6 separate regions of the Homo sapiens genome follow, and regions 1, 2, 3, 5 and 6 are each linked to region 4. The links are chromatin loops, found by intact Hi-C in ENCODE. Cell type or tissue: heart left ventricle. All regions are shown on one strand. Region 1 overlaps ITGA1 (integrin subunit alpha 1). Region 2 has its middle 120 kb from the start of ITGA1. Region 3 holds the start of PELO-AS1 (PELO antisense RNA 1). Region 4 overlaps ITGA1 (integrin subunit alpha 1). Region 5 overlaps PELO-AS1 (PELO antisense RNA 1). Region 6 overlaps PELO-AS1 (PELO antisense RNA 1).

Evidence for each region. A loop is a pair of places that touch in the nucleus more often than their neighbours do. Peaks named below come from ENCODE experiments on the same cell type or tissue, not always from the same donor. Only the 100,000 strongest peaks of a DNase experiment are listed, where the experiment ranks them.
Region 1: it touches region 4 in a loop (2.1-fold over the local background); 3 of 110 quality-filtered maps call a loop at or near these places.
Region 2: a loop joins it to region 4, with 5 times the contacts of the local background. A loop is called at or near these places in 29 of 110 quality-filtered maps.
Region 3: it touches region 4 in a loop (2.7-fold over the local background); 20 of 110 quality-filtered maps call a loop at or near these places.
Region 5: a loop joins it to region 4, with 6 times the contacts of the local background. A loop is called at or near these places in 64 of 110 quality-filtered maps.
Region 6: it touches region 4 in a loop (15-fold over the local background); 67 of 110 quality-filtered maps call a loop at or near these places.

The regions. Positions count from the first base shown.
Region 1 is chr5:52,862,876-52,866,875 of GRCh38, forward strand. It overlaps ITGA1 (integrin subunit alpha 1), which reads left to right. Exons shown (of 29, transcript NM_181501.2): 4 at 1,888-1,976; 5 at 2,096-2,207; 6 at 2,815-2,942. Among named protein-coding and RNA genes, the nearest start is that of PELO-AS1, 64 kb to the left of the region's middle. In heart left ventricle, no CTCF peak of the experiment used is centred here; no DNase peak of the experiment used is centred here; H3K27ac peaks cover 1,563 bases.
Region 2 is chr5:52,663,309-52,667,308 of GRCh38, forward strand. No RefSeq gene overlaps it. Among named protein-coding and RNA genes, the nearest start is that of ITGA1, 120 kb to the right of the region's middle. In heart left ventricle, a CTCF peak has its summit at 1,565; no DNase peak of the experiment used is centred here; H3K4me3 peaks cover 493 bases; H3K27ac peaks cover 1,203 bases.
Region 3 is chr5:52,799,178-52,803,177 of GRCh38, forward strand. All of the region lies in intron 1 of ITGA1 (integrin subunit alpha 1), which reads left to right. PELO (pelota mRNA surveillance and ribosome rescue factor) reads left to right here. Exons shown (of 3, transcript NM_015946.5): 2 at 708-1,943; 3 at 2,232-4,000. The coding sequence starts at 1,218. The coding sequence ends at 2,663. It overlaps PELO-AS1 (PELO antisense RNA 1), which reads right to left and starts at 1,636. Exons shown (of 5, transcript NR_186455.1): 1 at 1,515-1,636. RefSeq lists enhancers at 748-1,446, 1,447-2,146. In heart left ventricle, a CTCF peak has its summit at 1,818; DNase peaks (open chromatin) are centred at 424, 874 and 1,614; H3K4me3 peaks cover 4,000 bases; H3K27ac peaks cover 3,307 bases.
Region 4 is chr5:52,914,044-52,918,043 of GRCh38, forward strand. It overlaps ITGA1 (integrin subunit alpha 1), which reads left to right. Exons shown (of 29, transcript NM_181501.2): 15 at 1,421-1,551. Among named protein-coding and RNA genes, the nearest start is that of ITGA2, 73 kb to the right of the region's middle. In heart left ventricle, a CTCF peak has its summit at 1,526 (motif pointing left); no DNase peak of the experiment used is centred here; H3K4me3 peaks cover 392 bases; H3K27ac peaks cover 861 bases.
Region 5 is chr5:52,700,311-52,704,310 of GRCh38, forward strand. The region is part of intron 2 of PELO-AS1 (PELO antisense RNA 1); the gene reads right to left. Among named protein-coding and RNA genes, the nearest start is that of ITGA1, 86 kb to the right of the region's middle. In heart left ventricle, no CTCF peak of the experiment used is centred here; no DNase peak of the experiment used is centred here; H3K27ac peaks cover 477 bases.
Region 6 is chr5:52,691,235-52,695,234 of GRCh38, forward strand. The region is part of intron 2 of PELO-AS1 (PELO antisense RNA 1); the gene reads right to left. Among named protein-coding and RNA genes, the nearest start is that of ITGA1, 95 kb to the right of the region's middle. In heart left ventricle, CTCF peaks have their summits at 2,238 (motif pointing right) and 2,442; no DNase peak of the experiment used is centred here; H3K27ac peaks cover 1,876 bases.

The DNA.
Region 1 (4,000 bases), 51 kb before region 4:
TTTTCTATTTGTTTGTTTTTATGAACTTTTTTTCTTTACATGCATAAGCATACTTATAATAGCTGCTTTAATATCCTTGCCTGATAATTCCAACATCTGGAATATCTCAACATCACTTTCCATTTATTACCTTTCCTTGAGGTTGCATCACATTTTCCTGTCTTGTCTTGTAATTTTGGATCATAACCTGGATTATATTTTTGAATTACAGGTGTGGAGATTCTAGATTCTGTTATATGCCTGTGAATAGTCTTAACTTTTTTTATTAGCAGGAAATTTACTTGGCTCAACTCAATTTCCAAGCATTGACTTTCTTGCAATGACAAGTAGTTAAAATCTCTATTCAGGTTTTATTTCAGCTGGGCTATTTGAAATATACTCTGCGCATTTACTATTCAAGTCATCTAGTTATTTGGATAAAATATATATGCATATTATAGAACTGTTGTTTTGTGGCTCTTTTTCTAAGATATACTACTCTCCTCCTCATTTTGCAGCTGCTGTCATTGCCCTCAATCTCTGTTCTCTTTTTATTCAGTACAGTAAGACTAGGAGTTCTATTTGAGTTTTAGCCACTGACCAGGGCCTTCCCTAGGTTGGGGGTGGGTTAGGGGTGGGGGACAAAAACAAAACAAAACACAAAAGCACAAAACTCATTTAGTGCCAGTATCTTCTTCCAAGTATGGATTCCCCTCCATTTTCTGCCACCTTTCTAGTGCCTTCAGGTGATTGTTTCATGTATTTTTTTTAATTCTTCCTAGAATTTATAGTTGTGATTTGCAGAGGAGCTGTTTTGTTAGGAGTTACTCCTCCCTTACTGGAAATTGGAATAGTTTTAAAATTAGGCTAGAGATTTTAGCCACATCAAGTACAGTAGGGAAGTTTCCACTGTAGTCCCTAATTGTCCCAGGAATGCTTTTTCTGGGTCAAGCTTTGTATATAAAACTCTAATCCAGATTATACAAGATCAATGCATACAATCGCCCAGCTCTAGGTGCTTTCAAAGCAAACCAGACTAAACTCTTGGACAAAGGCCATTGCGCAGATCAGGAAGTCTAACTGACCATTCCAGAATCTCTGCTTCCATTCCCCACTTTAAATCCACATACAGTCTTAACATGAAAACAACCTCTGGAACAAACAGTGAGACAAATCTTTCTCAACCTGAATTTTGCCTCTTTCTAATATTCCACTCTACTAAGCAGATTTAGAAGTTCTTGTTTTTCCTGTCCAGTCTTTTTTTCTTTTTTAGTGTGAGAAAGTGAAACTTCTTGCCAATATTGTTAGGCTGGCATGCTTCATGCTTCAGGACCCAACATTCCCTTCAGAATGTCAAATGCAGTCTCTTTACTGTGTTTCCTTTATCAAAACTTTCTGGACACTGCTCTAATATTCCTCTAGTTTCCTTTGTCACCCAAAGGATGTCCTCATGATTTTGGAAGTCATGGTCAAAAAACTGGTGTTTGAGTTTTCTTTTCTGATCTTCTACCCATTTCCCCTTTTCTTGCCAAAAATCGTGTTTCATCACTGGTCATTTATAACAAAGTTATAAGATTACATTATATCTACAGTATTATGAGATTAAAAACTTTGCTTTAATTAGCAAGAACGTGCAAAAAGCAATCCCACATTCTCATTGCCCTGCTAGTTCTGCATTCTTTCACAGTTCAGCAAAACTATCTGAAATAGTTTCTGGGACATGAGCCAACTCTTCAGCCTTAGCTTGTTCATTATATTCCTTAAGAAGACTTGGAAGACTAATTAGTTGAACCAAAAGAAGAATGTGCTATGATATGAGCAAAACAAATAGAATGTCTTAATGAGAGATGCTTAAAATTTCACTTTGTGAAACTTTTCCTCCCTCATAAAATTTTGTTCTATTTTTAGTTAATACATCAATTCCCAATGTCACAGAAGTAAAGGAGAACATGACATTTGGATCAACTTTAGTCACCAACCCAAATGGAGGATTTCTGGTAAGAATGGAGAGAATGATATTTATTGACAACAGATATGCTATCATTTTAAGTCTTTGTAAGATCTGTTATATAATTTTCAGTCTAATGATTTCTAATTTTAAAACAATTTTTTAAAGGCTTGTGGGCCCTTATATGCCTATAGATGTGGACATTTGCATTACACAACTGGAATCTGTTCTGACGTCAGCCCCACATTTCAAGTCGTGAATTCCATTGCCCCTGTACAAGGTACAGATTTTATGCAATGTTCTTGCATGTTTGAAAAGCCTATGCAATGAATGAGACGTATGTATACAAAGGAACATACCAAAAAGCTTAAAGTATTTTCTTAGCTACCAGCATTACCAATTTAGGTAAATGTTTGCTTTGCCAGTATATAACAAAATCTGACTGCTATTTTTGGAATTGATATTAGTGTAAATAACTTTACAAAGTCATTTTTAAACATCATAGATAAAGCTGTCATGCTGCTTATATTTAAAGAATGAGTCTCTTTGAAGAAAGAAGTAACTTCATTTGAGATATGCTCAAAAACTGTTTTATAAAAACTTATATAAAATTCATATTGAGAAAATTTGCAAAGATAACTCTCATACAATACTAATTAAAATTCAGTAGGTATGAATTTTATCCCACACCAATTGTTATTGAAAGCAATGAATATTTTTATCATCTTTACTTTTTCGAAAACTATTTTTTATTGCTAAAACAATGTGTCTACTTTGGAGAACATCAGTTCATCTTTTAAAATGAACTTCTTTCAGCCATGAAAGCACTTCATATGCCTCTGAAAAAAATAGATTCCAAATTTGACAATTGACTCCTTTTATTGCAGAATGCAGCACTCAACTGGACATAGTCATAGTGCTGGATGGTTCCAACAGTATTTACCCATGGGACAGTGTTACAGCTTTTTTAAATGACCTTCTTGAAAGAATGGATATTGGTCCTAAACAGACACAGGTATGTGACTTTGTGTTTTGATTTCTGTTGTTCTAAAGATAAAAATGCACAAATTTTTAATAAAACCAAATATTCTGAAAGCAAATTAATCAATAAAACTAAAGTTGAGAATGAATTTTATATCCATTTCCTGTTCTTATTTCTGATAAAAAGGACATTACTTTAAGCTGTGTTATTTTCTATTTTTTTCTTTTTTCTTTTTTCTTTTTCTTTTTTAGACAGAGTCTCACTCTGTTGCCCAGGCTGGAGTGCAGTGGTGCAATCTCAGCTCACTGCAACCTTCACCTCCCAGGCTCAAGCAATTCATATTTCTCAGCCTCTCCAGAAGCTGGAATTACAGGCATGCGCCATCACACCTGGCTAATTTTTTAAATTTGTAATAGAGATGGGGTTTCATCATGTTGGCCAGGCTGGTCTCAAACTCCTAGCCTCTGGTTGATACACCTGTCTCTGCCTCTCAAAGCATTGGTATTACAGGCGTGAGCCACTGTGCCCAACCTAGGCTGTGTTATTTTCTAAACAGAAAATATTATGAAAGCTGCCATTTTTAATGCACTTGAAAAATAACTCCTATAGAGTTCTATAAACTCATAGTTTAATTTTTACTTAAAATGGATATAGCCACTTTTGGTAATGTCAGAGCCGGGTGTCAGAGTTTGTAAAAACTAATCTGACATCCCAAACAACCCATCACATTATAATCTCTCCTCTCATATTATACAAATAAGTTAGTAACTGACCAGAGGATACTACTTAAAGCCTGTTGTCCTTTCTGTTAATAATTTCTTTTCCCTAAGTTAAAAGAAAATGCCCCTGGCTATCTCTGCATAAAATCAAATAGTTGTTTGTTTATCCCCCCAATTAATATCTATTTCTAAACACATCTCCTTTATTGCCACTAAATGAAGTGGAACTTCTCACACAGCTTTTCCACTTTAGATACTGAGTTTAATTTAATTACATTTAATTAAATACATTTGACTGATTTAATGTTTATTAAACTCATATGGGCATATATATTAAAATACAGGGCAGACATAATGGATAACAGGCAAATA
Region 2 (4,000 bases), 250 kb before region 4:
AATCACACAGTGAAGACCATAAATAAAAGCTATATCAAAATATGGTGATCTCCTTCCTCCGTACGCCGTCCTTTCCACCAACTACCTTACCCCATGACCTCAAATAATCACCGAATCTGGGAAACATTAGTAGAGTTGCTCCAGCTGACCTCCATTACTGTCCCCAGTAGGTGAAGGTAGTCTCTGAGGTAGCGAATGTCAAAGTTTAGTGTGAAGTGTAATGTTCATTTCAGACACAAAAACACTCGGTTAGAAATAAAGAGGCCATTGATGGAGAAGTGCATAAATGTCTTACAAGCCTAGAACAATATCCTGGGTGAGGAAGTGATAAATAATAAGTTATTCTGACAACACCTGCTACTCATTAAGTGACAGAAGCCTCTTGGCCACCATTAATACTTGCAGCATCAGCCAGAGGAAATACAGGGCTTTGTAAAGGGAAAAATGTTTTTAAACGGTGGTGGTAGAACTGAGCAGATGTGCATCTATTCGTTGATTACATTATAGTGGGATTTAGTGAATAAAGGTTTAATAATTAAAGCTGAGGCATAAATGACATAGATCAAACACAAGGTATCTAAGAAATTAAAGACGTTCAGTTTAACTCAGAAAGACTTTGTTCTAGTACTCACTCTGCAGTTAACACTGTGTAATTAAAAGTTATTTATTGACTACTGGGACATTCTTCAGAGTTTCTATAAAATGAGATTTCCTATACATAGTTTTTGGATTTAGGGGTTTAGGGTGAAAATGAAGACTATAAATAGGAGCCAATCTTTCCTCCACAAAATGGGAAGTTCACTGCTTGAAGAATGTATATTAGCAACATGATGTGGCCCCATAGCCTCTTACAAGGTGCTGTCACTGGGGAAAGAGAGCAGAGGTGTGGAGATAAGTCCTCTTCATCTTCTCAGACTGAATATGGAAGCTACCCCAAGAATGGTCTCACTGTGCTTGAGAATGAGGACAAGGGAACCAGCAAAAGTGCAGACCTCTGGGAACACTGAAATTTGCACATTTCTCTCTTTCTAACAGGAATCACTGCTGGAACCCAAAATAAAAAAGCTGCATTGGAAAACAGACCCCAGACTGGAGTTCTGTCATCCTTGTGAGGCTACTTCCTTGAGAGTTTGACTCCAACCCTGGATTGAGTCAGAAAAAGAAAAGGAAATGTAGTAAATCTGCAGTGAATTAATTTTCTATTAGAAAATCATTTGGCCCAATTTGTCAGAGTCTGACTTTCTTGAAAAAAAAAAATTAGTAGGAGCTTTAAGTCTTTAGGACCACTAAGGGATAATTTTAATCATTACTGCTGAGCTGCTCTCTGGCTCCAAATCTATCTCTAGTGGCCTTTCAGTGTGACTGACTTCTTCCCAGTGTCTCCATGGGCACTGAAGGAAAGCGATTTGATCACTCACTATTGAAATCTTGATTAAAAGCAAGTGTTCTCTCAGCGTACTTTAGCTCTCTCTCAAGGATCTGATTTTTTTGTTGTTGTTCTATCTCAACAGCTAAGCTTTAATTCTAACTCCTAAATACAACATTTGCTATTTCCAGTTGCAACCACAAGATAGCAGGATAACTTAATTTGAGTTTCAACTGGTGAGGTAATGGATTCTAAAACCTGATAAGATGGGAGGCCCTGGCAGATAGATCACCTAAGGTCAGGAGTTCATGACCAGCCTGGCCAACATGGCAAAACCCCATCTCTACTAAAAATACAAAAATTAGCCGGGCGTGGTAGCACATGCCTGTAATTTCAGCTACTCGGGGGGCTGAGGCAGGAGAATCACTTGAACCCGGGAGGCGGAGGTTGCAGTGAGATGAGATAGTGCCATTGCCCTCCAGCCTGGGCAACAAGAGTGAAACTCCATCTTAAAAAAAAAAAAACTGATAAGAGCAAATTATAGAAACATGATTATTATGTGGTACAAGATGAAATACAATTAGATAAACTTCATTGTTTAAAAAATGTTTTTAAAAATACAATGCCTGAATGTATTATTTTATTAATAGTCAATGATAAAGAAATATTAATATATAGAAATTTATAAATTACATAGCAAAGTGAGTACATTACTAATACAATGATAGCCATTAATATAAAAATCCCTTTTAAGTTGTCAGAGATAAAAATAATATATGTTAATATGTGTGTTTGTTAATAATTTCTAGCCTTTATTATTGGGAATAAGTGTTGCTGTAAAATTTGTAGCTGAATTATAGAACTGACATTAAAAAGAAGAGAATATTATATTGGTTTTTTTTTAATTAACTCTTGAACTGATAAAATGTTCTGTAAGAATATTTGAGCAGAATAAAATGGCTCATCTTAATAGTCATGGATGATTCTTCACAGAGCTAAACTATAAACTTGTCTCAAGAATTTCAGCCAGTCCCTGGAGATTTCACAGAGCTTCCTTCACATCTCTCCCTAAGAAGAGAAGCCTGAGAAAACAGATGGGTCTTCCTCTGTGACTCTGAGATCAGCAGCCCAGCCTCTGGCAACTAATCAAGGGGAAGAATTCCAGGGCCAATGGCCCTTCTGAAAAAAATATTCTGCTTCCTTTTTCCCAGAACTCAAAGTGAAACTCGAATTTATCGAGTTGGTTATCTTGTATCTCAACAAATCACTAAATGTTTCCCCAGATTTAGTACAAAAGAAGAAAAGAAAAAGATAGACAAAGATGGGAGAGTGCACATACACTTAGGTAATACGGTCACTCTCAGGAGAAGCCAAATAGCTCATAAGATTATGTTGCAATTATGAACTGAAGTAAAATAAGAATAAAATGAAGCAAATTAGCCTTGATTGATATCAACAAAAGTGAAGGTACTAAACTTTATAAGAATGAATAGTCAGTACCACAGTTGGGGGCTTAAGTATATGAAGTATACAATATGATGGAATATTATGCAAAATATTTTCTCAGCTTAAGGATTTTTGAAAACATTTGCAAGGATGAGCCAATATATTTTTTTCTCTACATTAGAAAAAAAAACTCAGTAAATAAGTCCTGGAAAGACTATAACCATCTTTATTTTTATTTCTGTCTCCAGAAAGACTTGATCTCCTAAACAATATATAAGAAAAAAGTTTGAGCCTATGACCTGTTTTACAGAATCACAAATGGAAGTAAGGAACCAAAAGATTGTGTTCTACTTTTATCAAAAATGTCTCCTCTCATTGCATTTTAAATACATTATTCTTCAGACACTAACACAAATTATCTGTCATTTCAACTAGTAATTAGAAAAGAACAGATATTATGGTCTCTCTAAAATGCTGTGTGTGTGTGTGTGTCTGTGTATGTGCTGAAAAGAACAATATTCATACTTGAAGGAAACTAATTTCATCTTTCTTGCTCTAAGCTATATAAAAAAGGAAGGAAGAGTTTTGAAGAAAGACAATCTTTTTCTATATTACCTAGAGCAAACGAGATGAAATTAGTTTCCTTCAAGCATAAATATTTTTCTTTTCAACACACACACACACAATGACAAATCACGTCACAGAAAGACTTTAGGCCAGCTTCTCCCTGCATCGTTTTCCCACAGCCATGTTTGTATTTTAATCTAAAATCTGATGAACCCCAAATTACACCTCCAGCTCAGACTGCTCTCCTGCAATCATATTTCTATGTTTAGCTGCCTCGTGGATACCTGGAAGGTCTAGAGGCTCCACAAGTTCAGCCAGTCCAAAGCTTTAAGGAATGAATGAGTACATCTTTTCCTGCCAAAGCATTTTATCTTCATTGTATGTTTTCTTCATTAACTCCATTTCCATTCACTTACCAGTCATTCATTCCTTGGGTTCTTTCTCCTCTTCCTCTCTGCCCCTGCATTAAGATGATATCTCTATGCCTATTGTATTCCATCAAAATTTTAAGTTACCTCTGCTGCTTCCCATTTTGAATCCTTCCATTCTCCTACCAAAGAGGACTTTCAGAAAAGCACATCTAGAACAGTTACTCTCTACTTAAAACTCTTAATGGCTTCC
Region 3 (4,000 bases), 110 kb before region 4:
CTTTTGTTTTTTCTATTCATCGGTCTCTTAAAGAGGCAATCCCACTTCTCCATTTCCACTTCCTAATAAAGAATGCTAAGTAACTTAAGGATTTTCTTTAAATTATGTAGCTATTCAATCAGGGTCAGTCCTAGTTAATAGTTTTTCCCCACTTCCCATAGCCTCGGCTTTTAGCTTAGCTTTGGCAGTGAAGATCTGGCCCTAAGCTCTTGCGACCCAACCCCCAACCTAAACATTTCACAGGCTACTGGGCTGCGGAAAGCTGAGGCTGCCAACTTTGGAGCCTAGGATTCCCAGGACATCAGGTCAAGCAACTGAGAGGTCCACCCAGGGGTAAATTCCACACATAGTTTCTTCTCTCTTGGGACCAGCGCTTTAACATCTGGGTGAATCAGATCGTGCAGACACGGTAACTAGGCGCAGAAAACAGCTGGACACGTTGCTGGGAGCCCAGACAGAACGTGACCAGTAGTTCTCAGAAACCGCTTCTAAATACCAGCTCCAACAGGCTTGTAGCGTCCGAGTGCGGATAAGGCAAGAGCAAAAACGAGCATAGTTTGGGCCGTTGGGGCCAAATCTGCACTTCTGAGAGCTACTTTTACTGCTAAGCTTTGAAATTGGATTTACCCAGAGGGAAGCGTTGCAGTGGCAGCCGCAGGCAGGTAAAACTAGTATTTGCACTCACACACTCCCCGGATTCTTCACAGACAGGGATGGAAGAGAAAACTTAGGAAGTTGAAGTTTGGCATTAAAATAAAGGACTCGCCACCACTCTGTGCACCTTCTTGAGGGAGTTCATTCGTCCGGAGCGCCTCACAGCTTAGTGCGCCTGCGCACGCGCGAACTGCGGCCCCGCCTCTCCTTTGGGGACGGGAGACGTGCGTCGGGTCGCGGGACGGGGGCTGCGCATGCGCCTTCATTTCGTCAGCCCGCTGTTGCGTGCTGCCAGCGGGAACTGTGTAGGGGTAGATTTTCGCTGCAGTGTTCCCCGAGCCTGTTAGACGCAGCGCGCCGGGAGACTGAGAGAGGAAAGGATAGAGGAAGTGCTGCCCTAGGCTGCATGAGTCGAAGCAAGCGTGTTTCCTTCCCGCCAGGCAAGTGCCCTTAGAAACCGGGCCCCGCCCCCTTCCTGGCCTGCATTCCCATCCCCTCTCCCGGGGCGGAGGTGAGGACCTCCTTGGTTCCTTTGGTTCTGTCAGTGAGCCCCTTCCTTGGCCATGAAGCTCGTGAGGAAGAACATCGAGAAGGACAATGCGGGCCAGGTGACCCTGGTCCCCGAGGAGCCTGAGGACATGTGGCACACTTACAACCTCGTGCAGGTGGGCGACAGCCTGCGCGCCTCCACCATCCGCAAGGTACAGACAGAGTCCTCCACGGGCAGCGTGGGCAGCAACCGGGTCCGCACTACCCTCACTCTCTGCGTGGAGGCCATCGACTTCGACTCTCAAGCCTGCCAGCTGCGGGTTAAGGGGACCAACATCCAAGAGAATGAGTATGTCAAGATGGGGGCTTACCACACCATCGAGCTGGAGCCCAACCGCCAGTTCACCCTGGCCAAGAAGCAGTGGGATAGTGTGGTACTGGAGCGCATCGAGCAGGCCTGTGACCCAGCCTGGAGCGCTGATGTGGCGGCTGTGGTCATGCAGGAAGGCCTCGCCCATATCTGCTTAGTCACTCCCAGCATGACCCTCACTCGGGCCAAGGTGGAGGTGAACATCCCTAGGAAAAGGAAAGGCAATTGCTCTCAGCATGACCGGGCCTTGGAGCGGTTCTATGAACAGGTGGTCCAGGCTATCCAGCGCCACATACACTTTGATGTTGTAAAGTGCATCCTGGTGGCCAGCCCAGGATTTGTGAGGGAGCAGTTCTGCGACTACCTGTTTCAACAAGCAGTGAAGACCGACAACAAACTGCTCCTGGAAAACCGGTCCAAATTTCTTCAGGTAAAACAATCTTACCCAGGGATAATTAAGAATGGGCAGAGGGATTGGTATAAACTACTCCTAAAGTTTTAGAACTGGGAAAAATAAGAAGAGAAAGTCTTTACTTAGCTGGGATTTTCATGAGATAATGAAATAAAAAGAGAATGTTAAATGTCTAGCAAATTTATGGAGTAAACTTCGCTGAAACATATGAAGCCTTACTAGCGCTTTTGGCTTTAAGCCTTTGTGAGCTGATTAATGGGTGTTCTAGGAGATTATTTTGCCTAACTTTTGTAATTGTGATTCTAGGTACATGCCTCCTCCGGACACAAGTACTCCCTGAAAGAGGCCCTTTGTGACCCTACTGTGGCTAGCCGCCTTTCAGACACTAAAGCTGCTGGGGAAGTCAAAGCCTTGGATGACTTCTATAAAATGTTACAGCATGAACCGGATCGAGCTTTCTATGGACTCAAGCAGGTGGAGAAGGCCAATGAAGCCATGGCAATTGACACATTGCTCATCAGCGATGAGCTCTTCAGGCATCAGGATGTAGCCACACGGAGCCGGTATGTGAGGCTGGTGGACAGTGTGAAAGAGAATGCAGGCACCGTTAGGATATTCTCTAGTCTTCACGTTTCTGGGGAACAGCTCAGCCAGTTGACTGGGGTAGCTGCCATTCTCCGCTTCCCTGTTCCCGAACTTTCTGACCAAGAGGGTGATTCCAGTTCTGAAGAGGATTAATGATTGAAACTTAAAATTGAGACAATCTTGTGTTTCCTAAACTGTTACAGTACATTTCTCAGCATCCTTGTGACAGAAAGCTGCAAGAATGGCACTTTTTGATTCATACAGGGATTTCTTATGTCTTTGGCTACACTAGATATTTTGTGATTGGCAAGACATGTATTTAAACAATAAACTAAAAGGAAATAATCTCCACGTACTACCATCTTGATTAAATTGTGTAATTTTTTATAGGAATTATGAGTTATCTGTAGTACTTGGAAACAGAAAATGTGTGTATTTAAAGACGATGCCTATGCAGTATATTGTTTGGGATAGATTGCAAAATTTCACACTGCATGCTTTGAAACAGTTTTCCTTAGAAAAAGCTTTTGCTATCTTATCCTGTTTACATTATTTCTTTATTTTAATTCTGCTTGGTGTTCTTGCATTGCATTTAATGATCCCTTTTCTCCCCACCTCCACACACTACATTTTTTTTAGATTTAAATAGTTTTACTATTTTAAATGATTGCCGTACAATTAGTAGACTTGAAGACAAGTTTTAAATATTTTTCTTCAAAGGCTTGTTAAACCAATCATGTTAAAAGGAAATTCTTGGTTTTGGTTTGTTGTTGTTAGCATTAGTCATATTTGATTTAGAGGGTAACTTAAATCAGTTATTTTTAGCTTTTTAGAACTTTGATCTGCTAGGGATTGTCAAAATAATCTCCTTGAGGCATCTTTATTTTTAAAATGAGATTAAAGTATGTGATTTGCTTGTTATGTGGCTAATTAGTGGCAAAGCTGGAAGTCATTCCCAGTCTGGACTTTAGTTCTTTGCGCCAAAACATGCTATATTATTTATTTATTTTTTTGCTTGTCAAAGTTATACTTAATTCTGTTTTATATTTGTATGTGGCATTAATTTGGGTTTGCACATTTTTATTGGACTATTTTAGTTGTGAAGAAGCCTGTTCTAAAGTTTAAGTCACATGACTAGTATGTGGCAGTTGACTTAAACTCCAATACTCTTTACTATCATTGACTTAAACTCTGATACTCTTTACTATAATTATGGAATTGTGCAAATACCTCTGAGTTTAAAATATTATTTTTATTATTTTTGGTGCACATTCCTAAAAGTTAAGGAAGGAGCCTCAGTAATGGAATTGCTTCTTGACCTTTTGCAAACCTCAATTTAGCAAAATAATTAGGAACGATCTAATAGTGATGATACAGTTTTTAACTGCTGGATCAGCGACGCCTATTTCAAGTAGTGATACTAACTAAACTTTCGCCGGTCTTTCCTGTGTCTGTGGGCCTTCCTCCTGGTGTGACAGACTTGGGGATTT
Region 4 (4,000 bases):
GGGTAGCATTTGAAGTAGAAAAGGAAAGCTAAATCATTGTCAGATGAAATAGATTTGTCATAAACAACTTGTTTTCTAAATGGTGGTAAATCAAGATGCAACTTTAAACAAAAACAACAAAAAGAATATTAGAGTTGGATTTGTTTAATTACTGGCAAAATGTTTTTCCAAGGAATAGGTGAAGATGTGCTTACTCATTTCCATGAGAACCAGAGATGCTGCTTATGTATGGGATAATCCAGAATCAATCAAGCCCATAGAACCAAGGAGTCAGATATCTCCTGAATTCTTCACTTAAAAAAATGAGGAGGATTGCTGGGTGCGGTGGCTCATGCCTGTAATCCCAGCACTTTGGGAGGCCGAGGCAGGCGGATCATGAGGCCAGGAGTTCGAGACCAGCCTGGCCAATGGTGAAACCCCGTCTCTACTAAAAATACAAAAAATTAGCCGGGCATGGTGGCGCGCACCTGTAATCCCAGCTATTCGGGAGGCAGAGGCAGGAGAATCACTTGAACCTGGGAAGTGAAGGTTGCAGTGAGCCGAGATAGCGTCTCAAAAAAAAAAAGGGGGGGAAATACTTTCAAACGAGCCTCACCTGTTTAAGGATGAAAAATGTTTCCATTTGGTTTGCCTTAGTAGGCTTCTTATTTTATGTTATTTATGTGGAAAACAAGAGGCTCAGAAGACTTGAAGTTTAGGGAGGGTTTGTAAGTCCTGACTGCTTGCCATGGGCTTCTGTTAAAAGCATTAGCTTAAGCTTGAACCAATGCTAAGTCAGGAAGTACAGATATCAAACATACTATGTATGGTAATGTGCACAGATCAGTCTTCAAGACATACTCATTTGTGCCATCTCAACGTTGTGAATACATCTGAGTGGAATTGAGTCTCTTGTGCCCTCAACTTTTAGGACAATTTTTGAAAGACAGTAGAGATTACATATTGGAAAATGTATTTGATGGGATGTGTTATTTATACCCAGCCACAAAGTTCAGTGAACTCCAAATTGACCCCTAGGACAATATTATACTCCCCTCCCCCCTTTGCTGATATGATATGTTTTCAAGATTTCCAGTACCTTTAGATATGTCTGTGTGATGGGATTGGCTAGGAAGCAGAAAGCACAGAACCAATTACTCATACTGTTTCCTTTGAGGATTAGACACAATGACACTATATAATTTTTCCCTCTCTCTGGTGTCAGTGACCTTGTAATGATTTTGTCTGTACTATAAAAACAGCAATATCCTCTGGGAACATCTGAGTATTTCCTCTTATCTCCACATGAGGGACCTCTTGGGCGGATTCCCAAATTAACAAAACTGATTATTTTGTTAAACAATTTAAATTCTCAGATTTATTTGAAACTGTTTTGAACAGACTCTTCTCATATGAAACTCTTTTTTTTGGATTCTCACAGCGTATTCCATCAGGTGGGGATGGTAAGACACTGAAATTTTTTGGCCAGTCTATCCACGGAGAAATGGATTTAAATGGTGACGGTCTGACAGATGTGACTATTGGGGGCCTTGGTGGTGCTGCCCTCTTCTGGTATGTATTTTAATAACATCCTGTTAATCTGAGACTGGGTCACTTGCAGAGCTCCCAGTGTGATTGGAGCTCATGTCATACCAAATATCTATTTCCTTTTGTGTTCCACTATGCAAATACAAGTTATTCAGTTGAGTGAGCTGGAAGAGTCAATACATCTTAAGAACAAAGAAGCTATATGAAAGAAACAAGTAGAATGAACTCTTAATTTGGTGTGTCTATTATGTGGTTTACACTAAAATAGGTATTCTGTTTTAGGAGAGGTATAGGGGAAGAGAAGATCTTATAGAGGATGTATATAAACAAGAAAATATCCCTAATATTTGGTTGCTTACAAGGTTTTAGAGATAATCGACTTTGTATTCATTTACCTGATACATAGAAACAGATAATCGCGTAGCACTCTCTGACTCTGTTTATATTGTTGGTCAAGCCTAGAGGCATCTTAAGTAATATCTTCGCTCAGCCTTTAAAATGCCTAAATCCCCAAATTGGCCCAGTTCTTTCAGATACATACATTCATAATGCTTTATTAATTATGAATAAATAATAATTTAGTAGGCAAAAATAATTATTGCTTACTAAATATCCTATCTCAAAAACTAAATATCCTATTTCAAAAACTGTTCTGTTTGAAAGAAATTACTAGGAAGTCAAGAATCAACTTAATGAGAAATCCACATGATAATTTTGAAAAATATATAATAAATTTCATTAAGAAATATAAAGGAAGGGTTTCATAAATAAAATCTATTTATGCCAGGTGACTTTATGGGAAGTCCGCATGTTGATTCTCCTAAATTAATGCATTGGTTTACTGTAATTCGGGTGGAAACATACATCAATGCTCTTTTTCCCAAAAATCTACCTAGAAGAGTAATAAAGTATAAAAGAAAGGTGAAGATAGAGAGGTGAAAATAGATGACTTTGCTATAATTTAAGATAATGCTTAAGAACTAATGGTCAAATTAAAATGGTACAGTAAATTGTGCACATACAATAATCACTATTTAAAAAAAAAACCTTTACAATAGAGGGGAAAGAAGACTGAAGGGTGATACCTAAGAAAAGGGAATATTAGGCAGCACAGTGGCTGGGACTTTGGGGAGGACTCACCAGAAGCCAAGGCTCAAAACCAGAAGTCAGCAGTGTCAGGGACAATGGATATACTTCAATTTTGTTTGAAATGTTAATCCTGAATTAGTTTATTATGCTCCCTTTAGCTCACAAATATTTATTGTATTAATTCTCATATTAAAAATATGTTTTCAGGGTTTTTATGCTCCAGTTTTGTTTCAAGGCTTTCTTGCAAAGCTTTGCAAACTTATTTATGGCCTCTCCTGCCCCAAATCAAGGCATTGATGGCCCAAAATGATAGTCATTTCCCTATCATAGTCCAGGCTCCACTGACAGCAGAATGGACCAAACCGATATACTGGGACACGAAGACTAAGATTCACAATGCCTAACAAGAAGTGAGAGTGGATACAAGTGACAGATGATAGGAAAAACGTTTGGAAGCAAATAGTGAGAGTCTTGTCATGAGACCTGGACTGACTCCCAAGAAAGATCTGGCTGGGGCAGAGAGGATGTGTGGGGTGGACAATGGTCGAGGCAGCTTCATGCCTGGAGAATCCATATTACTAAGCAGGAAACTAGGCATGTTCATTCATTGCTGATGAAAGGGTAAACTGGCTAAAACTCATTCGAAGGTCTTTATCAATAAGTGTTTAAAAGCATTCCAATGTTCCTACTTTTTACCAAGGATTTAACTTCCTAAAAATGTAAAGATACAATCTAGAAGTACAATTAAAGGTGTCATCACAGCACTGTATGTAATACCATCTTTTAATAATGTTAAATTTACCACTATACTCAGAAACCTTTTTTTTAAATTAAGCTAAATATCCAATGAGATGGGATTGAATGCATAGATTATGGTATGTGCATATGCTGGTATAGTCTGCTTCCATTAAAAATAATAAATCCCATTAAAAATAATGTTCTCAGAAAAATGTAAATATTGGAAAGCTGTTCATTGTAATATAATGTTTTAAAAATTTGTAGGCATACATATGAAGATGTGCTTTTGTATATATGTATGTATGCATGTGTGTACGTGTATGCATGTTTTCTTCTGTAAAGAAAAAACCACTGAGTGTACTAAATGTTAATGATGATTATTGCTGAGTGGTAGTATAACAAGTTATTTGTGTTTTCTTTATGCATTTCTATGATGTTTATATTTTCTATGAGTCCATTGTTTTAACAGAAAAAAGAAAACCACCTTTTTTTAATGCAAAAGCATAAGTAGTGACCTCATTATTCACAACATACACAGTTATAAGGGGCTAGCTCTGGCCACAAGGCAGAAACCAGGTAAAAATGTGCAGTAATTGTTCCGGCTTGGATCTAAGACAATGACCTCAGTATCCATATATTCTCCATG
Region 5 (4,000 bases), 210 kb before region 4:
GACATTTAATAAAATTATTTGTAGCATGTTCACAAGTCTTATTTACAAGTTGTAGAGTATATTTTTAAAATAATTCAAAATTATTTTCTGACAATGCAAGGCCATAATTTGGAAGATCAAGTTTTATACTTTAACAATAAAGAATGCAAAAAGGGTGTAAAACTGTTTCCCCCTGCTGATGGAGACCCCAGATTTAAGATCTCCACACTCAAAAATAAACAAACCCAGAGAAAAACAATTCTCATACTTCAAGATAACAGACCTTCTAATGTGTTGTTCTATACTATTATTTATTGGACAACCTATTATATTCAGTTGTTATGTTTCCTTTAACATTCAATTCTGAATCAGTAGAATGTGGCCTAAGAGCCTGAAGTTTCATCCCTGGGATTAGAATATGAAACCTGTAACTTTTAAATTTGTTGCTACATTTAACTTATTTATTTGTACTTTCCAAAAGTTTTGTCTCAAGTATTAAAGTTACTGAAAGCCCAATCATATCTGAAGAGTCATTTTATTTAAAAGTAAAAGCTACTTTAAATTTAAAATATTCTTAAATTCAGTCTTTTTACTAAATGTACTGTATTCATCAGCATCAGTTGGGTTTAACTTAGCATTAAAAAAATGAATGGGAAGCATTATGTTAACATGATTATTATTATTGAAATATAATCATGTAAATAACTCAGTTCCATTGGGAGTAGACTAAGTGCTATTTTTAATGTATGTACTTCCTTTTCTCATAGACTGTACATATTTAAATGATTTAAACTAAATAAAAGCAAATGTTTTTTTATAATCACAAGAATTTAACTTAGCTTTTTCATTACAACAATGCCATTGTATATTTTTTCAATCTTTATTTTATTTTTACTGAGCTAACATGGCTTTGCTAATTCTTTTAAAGTTATTTTGATATGTTTTTATTACAATATTCAAAGCTAAGCCTTAAATTGTATTTTGCATATATGATATTCAATAATTTAAGTAAATTCAAGTATGTATTAATATATAATATATCTATTCATATTTTGGAGTTTAAGAACATACTTTTCCTTCCCTTTTGAAATTCAATATGTATAATTCCAAGGAAATATAAATTGAAATAAAACTATTAGTTATTAATATTTAAGAAGAGATCAGTTTCAGGTAAACAAGAATTTATTTTAAAAGAGATTTGGCCTGTATTTATGTTGAGATTTGACTGAAACTTCTGATTTATTTTCTCTCAAGAATTGTACTAGTGTTTCACTAAAATGTCATTCTTGTTGAGTAAAGTTTGGCCTTAATTTTCACTCTGCCAACCCCAACCTGGTGAATCAAAGCACTTATATTCCAATATAATCACAAAGTAAGCTGTCACATAAACTTTATGGACAGTGATTTAATGAAAAGGTAGTTTCTTTAAGATTATTTCATTGTCACAATCATTGGCAGAAGCAATATAGTATAGTAAAAAGGTTTAAACTTAAATGTCAGAAATTTTGTTTCAACATCATTTGAAAATATGTATCAAGAGATAAAACAATTCATTTCTCTTGACAATATTTTCTCTTGAGGCCCTAATATTGAATATGAAAATATTAATATTAAAACCATATAAATCTTTTTACCCAAAGATAAGAATTGGAACATTATGTTATCAATGCCTGCAAAAATTCAATTTATTGATAGATTACATCTTCATAAAAATGTGGTGTAAAGTCTAAAATTAAGGTCCAATATTATGTCTACCTTGATGTCTGGTGAAATCAGGAAGGCTTCAAATGTCATAACCACAAGTCATCCTCCCCACTCTGCCTCCAGTGATAAGGTTCCAGATCCAAACCTCTTTATCAATCTCTTTATCTTATTAAATCTCTTTATCAAGATGGGAGGAGGCTGGGTGTTGTTTCTGCCTAGCCTTGAGTAACTTTTCAGTTTCCCACCAGCCGCAGAAAATTATTCAAACAAGCAAGCCAATGACATCCTCCTGTGGGAACCAGGGGACACCTTCCCTCTTAATACTACAAAGTCCATCTCCCACAGTTCCTATTACTTATACCGTTCTTGATTGTAACCTTCATGTGGCCCTGCATGGCACAGTGTCCTCCTACCCTGGGCTCCGAGTTTAGGACACCAGTAAACTGCTACCAATCTCATCTGTCCAGGTTGGGTGCCATGTATTCAGCCATCCCATAACCTGGATTCATCCCTCACCAATGGTGTGACTAGCAGGAGATTTAAAACAAACAAACAAACAAAAAAATTCGTATACACACACAAAAAAATTGTTGTTAAATGGGAAAAAGAAGTTATAATAATAGATTAAAATGCATGGCCAAAAATGTATACCAAATACATACTTAATATTTTTTAAAAAATATTTTTCAAAGAACTAGAAAGATGCAACTAATGTATTAATAGTAGTTTCCTCTACACAGTGGGATTCTGTACTTCTCCTACTTGCTTTACTTAACAATAATTTAAAATTTAATATATAAGAACACTTAAAAATAAGAAGCCAATTTTTTCCCCTAGCTAATAAAACTTGGACTGTTAAACTTGCTTTATTCCTCATTTTATTCTCCAATGTGGGGTGTAATACTACCTTCCACAGTCATGGCTACATTCACTTCAGGGTACTTTGAGTCTATCTTATGAATTTTAAAAGGTTAGATAATGTAAGTCATTTTTGTTGTTAATTATTACAGTAAAAACAGAGTTCTTCCATTAACACAGCTAAAACTGGCTAGTTGCGTAAAAATAGTTTCCTGTCTTTCTCTGCCAGCTCTACAAAAAACACCACAGTCATAAGCTGACTTCAGTATGTCACTGCCCTCTCCCAACAACTCAGTGTGAACCTCTCCATGTTCAGGGCTCCCGGTTTTCTCTCAGACAACCCACAAAGGCTCTCACTTCACAATGCAGCTTTTCCCTTCTTCCTACTACTTCTCATCTCATAACAAAATGTACTGAATTTTATTCAAGGCCCTCTAGTTCCTTTTTTCTGCTTTTCATGATAGCAATCAGAAAATCACCCAAACCATCTTTATAATGGATTCAAATGTGTCAATGGCTTATCCAGCCTGGGTAAGACATGTGTGTTTTAACAATGCCTTCTTATAACCTTAACCCAAAGAAGTGACTCAAATGGAATTCATGTATTTTATTCTAAAATTATCATTGTATCTTGTTACTGATTACCTAATGACAGGGATTTGTGGCACCAAAGTTAATCAATGTGGCAAATAACTAAAGGTAGAAGGAACCTCCTTCTCCACCTTTGCCTAATGTATGACTGGGTCCCTCAAGGAGAAAGTCATGGAGGAACTGTGAAAGAAGGCATTCCACAAACTGCCTGAGACAGACTGTCAAGTAAGGGGCTAAAGTGGCCAAACTTCTAAAATTATTACCATGTGTTATATTTTCCAAACACATTAAAAAATACATACTGGGGAAGGGAGTTTTAAAAAAATACTTCTGAGTATGTTAATTTAGTCACATACAAAAACATACAGTATTCTTAAAAGTAAATGAATTTATATTTTCATGTTCATTTTTGCTTGTTATTCTTTTATCTTGAAAAATGTCAGAAAGCTACACTTTTCAGGTAAGTTGCGACTGCTTCAGAACTGGAGCATACACTGTGATTATATGCTACACGGTCGACAGCTGAAGTAGAGAATGGCCATTTATAATGCTATCGGCAACACGCTTCTTCCTTTGTGCTCGGAATTCAGGTGCTTGTATTCTGCCACAATTATTACTTGACATTTGCAATGGGCTGAGGTTTGGGTTATTTTTTTTTCAACTACTGATCATCAAAAGACTACACCAATGATAATTTTGAACATCTGAGGAGGTCTGTTTCCATCTTAATCATTTGATCTCATGTAACTATAGGTTAATACTCTATGTAGAAAGGCTTTGGAAACTGTGGTTCAACACATTCACAGATGTACCTGCTCCATCATACTGGACAATATAACTCTGGAAAAGCAAGGTTAATAACGATAAA
Region 6 (4,000 bases), 220 kb before region 4:
CTCAGCCTTCATGTAGGTGAGTAAGCTCTTTTCATTTTTTGGTTGTACCTCTTTTACTACTTAGAATTTCATTGTTGTGTCCAGTGAGCTATGATTAAATATTGAGGTCAGCTGCCCTCTGCAGACTGGGGTCACTAAGTTAAATCCTGTCCACTTGCTGGAAATGTGCGAAGTTTCCACTCCAGTTACATATAGCTTCTGTTTGTGACTAGTAAGCACTGAATAAATATTTCTAAGCTGCTTACTAATCCAGAATTGCATGTTTTTCTGCAGATCTATTTCTTCTTTTCCAGGCCTACTAATTCCACATTAGTGTCTCAGTCAACATATTTCAAGCCATCTCGAATCTAATCGCCCCTTGGTGATTCAGGGGACTGAGACACAGGGAGAATGGAAGGTATTGATATTTTGTATCCCTTTGTGTCAGGTCTTCCTTTTCACATTCAGAAGGACGCAGCTGAATCCTGAGTGTGGTCTACAAAAACACACAGACGAAAACAATTAGCAATTTTAAGTCAGTTAGAGGTGCAAAGAGAAGTTGTCTATTTGTTTCTTTAACAAAGAAAAACCTTTGGTTTTCTCTCCTAAGCCCTTAATCATGCTCTAGGCTCTCCCAAGCACCAGGTTGTCACTCATGAACACAAACTACAATGACTGATTTTCTTAGACTTGTTTGGTTCTTGTAAAGTAGCCAATAAACTAATTGCATGAAAAATGACATGTTAAATTATCTCTACTTTTTTGGAAAAACAGCAGATTGATTTTTTTTTTTTAAGCCAAGCAGAGATGAGGCATTTTCTAGAAAGGCACAAGTTTTAATTATAAATTAATGCACAGGAATTTTATCTGTGCCAACTTGAGCTTGGAAGAAAATAGTATAGAATTACTTGTCTCTTTGTGCAGGTCATGTTACAGTGCTTCTCAAAGACTGATCCAATATTCAGTGTGTTGTACAGTAACATCTACAGTGAGAAAGGGGGAATAAAAGCTGAGCTGGTCAAATGCAGTGTCCTCTTTCATGAGGTCAGCCAATAGGAATTTTAACAGCTAATATTCTAGACAGTGGGAATGCAGTAGAGGCTTTTTCCCTTCTTTCCCAGGAGAAAAAATAAATATCAAGGCAGTCATTTTGAAATCCAGAAAAATCACACTTGGAAACACAAAATAAACTATCCTCAACCCTCAGATTCTATCATTTGATGTATTATCTCCTTGAGAGTCCAAATAAAGTGAGACATTAGCTTTACATGGTTTCATTCTGATTTCTAACAGGACCCCAATTAGAGGTAACTTGCTGTTTAGATTAAGGTTTGTTGTATAACTTTTAAAGTTCAATATCACTTATAAATAATTTCTATCCCCTTAGATTACCTTTCAGCAACCTGGCTTTTATTATCCTTTTCTCCTATTCAAGTAAGTTTTTGTGAAGTCAAACCTAGATGCTTTTCTGAATTATAGATTTCACACCTGACATACTTTGCACACATGTGTCTGTTCCCATTCTTCCTCCTTTAAAAGCCCAACTCATCCTCTTGCCTGAGGAAATAGAGCTGAAATGTAAGGATCTTCAAAACCGTTGCACAATCAACCAACTTTTCTGCACAAGCTGTGTCTACTGCCCTTGCTGCCTATTCTGTTTGGAAGCAAGAGAATAACAGAAGAAACAAGTGACCAAAGAATGAATAACATGTCCAGCCTTTTGTATTACTCCTGATATCATAATAAGACATTGTGTGTTTTATTCACATGGATCTTGGCCATATATTGAGTACAGTGAAACCTCACTGGCTTCAATGTACACTAGACCAGGCAAAGAGCAAATAGTGGCACCAAAGCCATCCCTACCGCCCATCCCATGCCCCTTCTGAGCAACACCTGAAAACCTCTGTAGCATATTCCTGTAAATTCTACCAGGTAGTTAACATCTGCTAAAAAATGTTCTCTTCTAAATTGTTGATGCTTATAGACAATTTCAGAAATTCATTTTAATAAAAGCATTCTCCCTGTAATAGTGGTACACAATTTTATGGCACTAACCAGGTACCAGGTTCTTCACATACACAAACTCATTTGAACCTCACCACATTGCTGTAAAGTAGGTATGAGTCCCCTCTCAAGTTATGGTACAAATGAGGAAATTGAGTTACACAGGTATGCAATAAACAACAGAGCTTAGGTTTGAATTCAAGATGTCTTGATTTCAGGTCCATGCTCTTAACAGCCACACTGTGCTGCCTGTCTGGCCACCAGAGGTCAGCTTCCCTGAAGGAATTAGTATTTGACTGAGGTGTGGTGCTTTCCACAGGGAAGCAGAGAAGATTTTTGGGGAATCCCATAGTGTTTTTAGCATCAGTGTTGTACACAAAAGGAGTACACTAACAACAGATGAAACAACACAAATATCTTTTGACTGAGAAAGTTATGGCTACCCAGCTCTGCTGAGGCTTATTTGTGCTAGAAAGACACATAAAACTTACCCATGAATATTGAAGATTTGAAGGCACGAAGGGGATACCCAGATAACAAAAGACCAGAGCTATACATATATGTCTTCTGCTGTTCATCAAGTTAATTCTCCAAACATTTATTAAGCATCTATTATGCATAGCATAATTAAGCATCTATTGTACATGAGACACTAGACTAACAGGGGGATGCAAAGATGAATGCCATTTGTTTGGAGGCTGGAGTGGACATGCCTCATTATTTGATTCAACTTGTAGAGCAATGGTTCTTGAATTTGCCACATATTATAAGCACCTGGGGGAGTTCCAATGAAAACTTCCGAAGGAAAACATTCCCAGACCAGTAAATTCAGAGTCTCTAGGGTAGAACCCAGGCATGAGGATTTTTTTAAAGCTCCCCAGGATTTCCAATGTGAAGCCAAGGTTGAAAATGCTGAGAACTACTGTTTAGAGTAACCCATTGTGTCAAAGCCTAAATGACCTCAGAAAAAAGTTCACTTTTGCCTTGGCATTTTCTTTCTTCTTGAACTGATAGATACTAGGCTGTAGCTTGCTTATTGCATTTTATGTAACCCACTTAGAGTGCCTTTTTCTGGAGCACTTTGCTTGCTTCTAATTCAAAACTGGCAGCAGGGGAGTGGTGTGAGGGGAGGGTGGTCACTGCCAACTGCTTTACATGTCAAACAGTGGAAGATTCCATTGGGAGGTTAGGTGGGGAGCAGCAACCTGGGCTCTGAAGAGAGATGTATCTCAATTTCTCTGCTTGACATTATTACCCTGGACAAGTCACTTAAAAGTCTTGGTTTCCATATTTGTAGAATGGGGTAAACGATGCCTGTTTGTGAGAAGTAAACTAAGTAACTTATGTGAAGTGTGTGGTACAGAGCAGATACTCCACGGAGGCATCTTCTACTTTACTATAATTATCCTGCTAATTCAAGTGAATCCTGCCCTTCTTGAGGCCTTCCTTGCCAGGTTCTTCTCATAACTGCCATGCTTCCTGGGGAATGAAGCCAAGGGGCTACTCTCCCCAACTCAGACAAAAGTCCTTGAAACTCTCCATTTCCTTTAACAGCAATTTCCCACACTGGACCGCTGAAGTCACATCTTGGCTTCATCCTAACAATTTTCAATTCTTCAGATTCTTTTGTCTCTTTCACTTTTTTTCCCCCATATCCTTAGACTTGCCATTTAAAAGTTGTCTTTGCTTCAAGATTTTTCCATACCGTTCCTCCCTGTTAGCTTCCTCTCCCTTTCTCCTTTCACTAGGCTCTCACAGACATAAAATGGACACTAAAACTCTTTTTATTCAAGTTTTTTACTTCGGCTTTTACTTTAAAGGTTAAAGCTATAAACCCAATGAATATTTCATGTGGAACACTTTTCAGCCCTCATTCGCCGAGGTGGATGCAATAACTACCAGAAAGGCTGTAATAAAGTAAAATTGATAAAGATAACCAGACAGAACATATTAAAAGACACAAATTTATGACTGCTTGATGAGGCAAAATGTTCTCGAAGAAGATTTGCAGGTT